2 separate regions of the Homo sapiens genome follow, and region 2 is linked to region 1. A link is an interaction called in ENCODE POLR2A ChIA-PET data of the cell type or tissue named here. Cell type or tissue: OCI-LY7. All regions are shown on one strand.

What was found. ChIA-PET counts read pairs that join two places held together with the same protein. Peaks named below come from ENCODE experiments on the same cell type or tissue, not always from the same donor. Only the 100,000 strongest peaks of a DNase experiment are listed, where the experiment ranks them.
Region 2: POLR2A ChIA-PET joins it to region 1 with 6 read pairs; 2 of 35 experiments call an interaction of 5 or more read pairs at or near these places.

The regions. Positions count from the first base shown.
Region 1 is chr5:140,685,604-140,688,103 of GRCh38, reverse strand. The region is part of intron 2 of HARS1 (histidyl-tRNA synthetase 1); the gene reads left to right. Among named protein-coding and RNA genes, the nearest start is that of HARS1, 4.5 kb to the left of the region's middle. In OCI-LY7, no CTCF peak of the experiment used is centred here; no DNase peak of the experiment used is centred here.
Region 2 is chr5:140,284,702-140,287,201 of GRCh38, reverse strand. The region is part of intron 2 of PFDN1 (prefoldin subunit 1); the gene reads left to right. Among named protein-coding and RNA genes, the nearest start is that of PFDN1, 17 kb to the left of the region's middle. In OCI-LY7, no CTCF peak of the experiment used is centred here; DNase peaks (open chromatin) are centred at 1,340 and 2,291; H3K4me3 peaks cover 1,232 bases; H3K27ac peaks cover 1,653 bases.

The DNA.
Region 1 (2,500 bases):
GAGACGGAGTCTTGCTCTGTCGCCCAGGCTGGAGTGCAGTGGCGTGATCTCAGCTCACTGCAACCTCCGCCTCCCGGGTTCAAGCGATTGTCCTGCCTCAGCCTTCCGAGTAGCTGGGACTACAGGGATGTGCCACCGCACCTAGCTAATTTTTTGTATTTTTAGTACAGATGGGGTTTCACCGTGTTGGCTGCGCTGGTCTTGAATTCCTGGCCTCAAGTGATCCTCCCACCTCGGCCTCCTAAAGTGCTGGGATTACAGGCGTGAGCCACTGCGCCTGGCCCTTCTATAATAATTCTAAGACATTATCTGCCTTTTTCGTTGTGTTAACATTTGCACTGAAGGCACAAAAGCGCTGGTGAGTAGAACTGCTGGTGCCTTAGCATACATTAAGACAGTGACACTAAACTGTACTAATAGCCAGTGTGTTCTTCACTGCCATGCACTCACAGTAAGTAAATAAATAAATTAATTAATTAATTAATTTAAAAAATTCAGTTTTACTTAACTATGTCATTGATAAAATGGTAAAACTTTGTTTGTTTTGGGGTTTCTTTGGAGACAGAATCTCACTCTGTTGCCCAGGCTGGAGTTCAGTGTCACGATCTTGGCTCACTGCAGCCTCCACTTCCCGGGTTCAAGCAATTATTGTGCCTCAGCCTCCTGAGTATCTGGGATTACAGGCGGGTACCACCACATGCAGCTAATTTTTTGTATTTTTACAGAAATACAAAAAACATACAAGAAACCTACAACATGTTTCACCATGTTGCCCAGGCTGGTTTGGAACTCTTGAGCTCAGGCAATCTGCCCACCTTGGCCTCCCAAAGTGCTAGGCTGAGCCACCATGCCTGGCCAAAAACTTACTGATTTTATTGAATCTTGACCCTTGAGGACCCTATTTTTAAATATTTGCTATGACAAAATGGGAAGTACACATAAAGCACTTCTGCACGCCAAGGTAGGGAAAATGCTTATGCCATTGTTCAAGTTGCAAGCTGATCTAGCTACTTTTTTCATAGAACATCTTGTTTTATTTGAATTAACAACTGAAAGATAAATTATGGTTTTTCAAACTTAAATATTTGGCAGACATTTTTACAACAATAAACGAAGTGAGCCTCGTCACCTCAAGGAAAACATCTGACAGTACTTGTAGGCAGTGAAAAAATTCAAGTATTCAGGTGAAAGTTAGAATTTTAGAAAACTTAGTCAGGGCATGGTGGCTCAAGCCTATAATCCCAGCACTTTGGGAGACCAAGGCGGGCGGATCACCTGAGGTCGGGAGTTTGAGACCAACCTGACCAACATAGAGAAACCCCATCTCTACTAAAAATTAGCTGGGCGTGGTGGCGCATGCTTGTAATGCCAGCTACTAGGGAAGCTAAGGCACAAGAATCGCTTGAACCTGGGAAGCAGAGGTTGTGGTGAGCCGAGATCGCGTCATTGCACTCCAGCCTAGGCAACGAGTGAAACTACATCTCAAAAAAAAAAAAAAAAGAATTTTAGAAAACTTGCATCTTCCATCATAAGCTTGACAGCTTCCCAATAATTAAAGAGTTTTCTACTGGGTGTGGTGGCTTACGCCTGTAATCCCAGCACTTTGAGAGACCAAGGTGGGCGGATCACCTGAGGTCGGGAGTTTGAGACCAGCCTAGCCAACATGGTGAAACGCTGTCTCTACTAAAAATAAAAATTTAGCCAGGTATGGTAGCTCACGTCTGTAATCCCAGCTCCTTGGGAGGCTGAGGCAGGAGAATCGTTTGAACCTGGGAGGTGGAGGTTGCAGTGAGCCGAGAACACGCCACTGTACTCCAGCCTGGGTGACAGAGTGAGACTCCATCTCAAAAACAAACAAACAAATAAAAACAGGCCAGGCAAGGTGGCTCATGCCTGTAATCCAAGCACTTTGGGAAGCAGAGGCAAGTGGATCATGAGGTCAGGAGATCAAGACCATCCTGGCTAACATGGTGGAACCCCGTCTCTACTAAAAATACAAAAAATTTGCCGGGCGTGGTGGCACGCGCCTGTATGTAGTCCCAGTTACTCAGGAGGCTGAGGCAGGAGAATTATTTGAACCTGGGAGGTGGAGGTTGCAGTGAGCCGAGATCACACCACTGCACTTCAGCCTGGGTGACAGAGCGAGACTCCATCTCAAAAAAAAAAAAAAAAGACTTTCTTGATGAGATCTGAAGTGATGTAAATAAATAAGGCTTCCTGATATTGTATAATGAAATGTATCAACATTTGAAAGACCTGTTATGAAATCATGCACAGGCAAAGGATCCATTCATTCAAAGTACAAAATACAGTAGTGGATTTTTTTTTGTAGGAAAATATACGTAACATAAAATTTACCATTTTAATGATTTTTTTTTTTTTTTGAGACAGAGTCTCACTCTGTCACCAGGCTGGAGTGCAGTGGCATGACCTTGGCTCACTGCAGCCTCCACCTCCTGGGTTCAAGCAATTCTCCTGCCTCAGCGTCCCAGGTAGCTGG
Region 2 (2,500 bases), 400 kb after region 1:
CCATTTACTTATTTATTTATCCCCATACACATATAAAGCAATTTCAGAATTGTTTGCCTGTATCTCCTGTGAGAAACAAATTTAACCAACTAGTTAATCCAAGGTTGATTGGATTATTTGTATACATATATTCACATACACACATATTTATAATAACTTACATTAGAGCCACTATAATATGGTACGAAAAAGACCGAGTGTTCTAATCTAATACATACAAGCTGGGCAAGGTATTTAACCTGACTAGGTCTTATTTTTGTACTTGGTAATTTTTTACATACTTAGAAAACTTTGGCCGGGCATGGTGGCTCACTCCTATATATAATCCCAGCTCTTTGGGAGGCTGAGGCGGTTGGATCCCCTGAGGTCAGGAGTTCGAGACTAGCCTGGACAACATGGTAAACTCCTATCACTACTAAAATACAAAAATTAACTGGGTGTGGTGGCAGGCACCCATAATCCTAGCTACTCCAGAGGCTGAGGCACGAGAATTGCTTGAACCCTGGAGGCGTAGTTTGCAGTGAGCTGAGGTGGCATCACTGTACTCCAGCCTGGGCAACAGAGCAAGACTGTCTCCCCCGCCCCCCCCCCCCCCCCCCCCCCCGCAAAAAAAATTGAGGATTCAAGAGGAAACATTTTTCGAGCAATGAATTTTAAAAAGCTCTCTCTTTCTTTTCCAGTCCCATTTCATCTTTGTGTAAATCCTTTTTTATTTTACATATTTTTTCATCTTGAAAATGGAATGACATGCTGATTTTTCTTTTTTCTTTTCTTTTTTTTTTTTTTTTTTGAGACAGAGTCTCACTCTGTCACCCAGGCTGGAGTGCAATGGTACGATCTTGGCTCACTGCAACCTCCGTCTCATGGGTTCAAGTGATTTTCCTGTCTCAGCCTCTCGAGTAGCTGGGATTACAGGCACCCGCCACCACACCGGCTAATTTTTTTGTATTTTTAGTAGAGATGGGGTTTCACCATGTTGGCCAGGCGGGTCTCTAACTCCTGAACTCAAGTGACCCACCCACCTCGGCCTCCTAAAGTGCAGGGATTGCAGGTGTGAACCACCACGCCTGGCTGACGTGCTAATTTTTTAAACTTGAGTTTTTACTTACTTACTAACTTACTATATTGACATCTTTACATGTCAATAAAAAAAATATTTTTTTTTAAATTTCGGTTTGGTTTTTTATTTAATTAGTCATTCTTTTTTAAAAAAATTTATTTATTTTTTAGACATGGGGCATTGCTATGTTGCCTGGGCTGGACTTGAACTCTTGGATTTAAGCAATCCTCACACCTCAGCTTTCTGAGTAGCTAGGACTACAGGTGCATGCCATTATGCCTGGCTGCCCCCTTGGTTTTATCTCCTGTTTTGTATCCTATTTCTGTGCCAGTGTGGATACTTAAGGTCTCCAGGATTCAGCATAAACTCTCAGGATGAAAGCCAATTTACTGCTGTCTTACATTCCTGAATTCCCAGTTTCACTTCACTTTGGACCTTTGTGGAATCCTTCCTTTTGTGTTAGTTCAACAAAATGTTAAAAAAAAATTTTTTTTTCCTTTGTTTCTAATCAGGAGTGTTCAGGGTATCTACTCTTCATTATGCCAATAACAGAAGTCTGTAACTCACTGAGCAGTCCACAATGTGGATGTGCCATAAAGTTTTAATCACTTCCTTACTAAGGAAGTGATTAAAGTAAGAAATAAATTCAATTTAAAAAAATTTTAAAAAAAGAAGTTCAATTTATTTCTACTTGCTTCCACGCTAAAAATTACGACGTAAAAATTCAGTAACTTTCCTCACCAGTGGAGTTAGGCAAAGAAGCAAGATAGGCTCATTCTTTTTTTTTTTTTTTTGAGATGGAGTCTCGCTCTGTTGCCCAGGCTGGAGTGCAGTGGCGCGATCTCGGCTCACTGCAAACTCCACCTCCCGGGTTCACGCCATTCTCCTGAAGATAGGCTCATTCTTATGTCTTTTCTATGCTGCTTAATTTGTGAATACCCTGAAACCTAAATGCTAATAGGATACGTTTTTAGACACCCTCTAAAAATTTCCCACCCAAAGTGAACTCGTCATAAGCATTTTGTTGTTTCTGAATAGCATATGTCTAGGTGACCATACTTTGGAAATTGTGTCCAAAATGCAGCAGTGCAAGTGATCTGGGATTGTGTTTTGGGCAGGTGAACAATGGTTTTGATTCATACTGAGTTATAAGAAAGTGGAAGTTGTACCAAACTGCAGGATGATTTAGAAAACGGAGTCTGATGTTTCTCAAATAATCAAAACCGAAAGTCTCAGAATTATGTTTTCAGATGGCATAATTACAAATAAATGAGGAAGTGAAATAGCAGGTTACAAGTCCTTGAGAGTGGACAGTGCAGAGGCACGTGGCACTGATTTCCAGGTCAAAGAAGAGGCCTTTTGCAAAGCATCAACTCGAATTCAGGTTATATAATCCTGAGTATTTTAAGCATGTTATCTGCATATTATTTGTCATGAGAG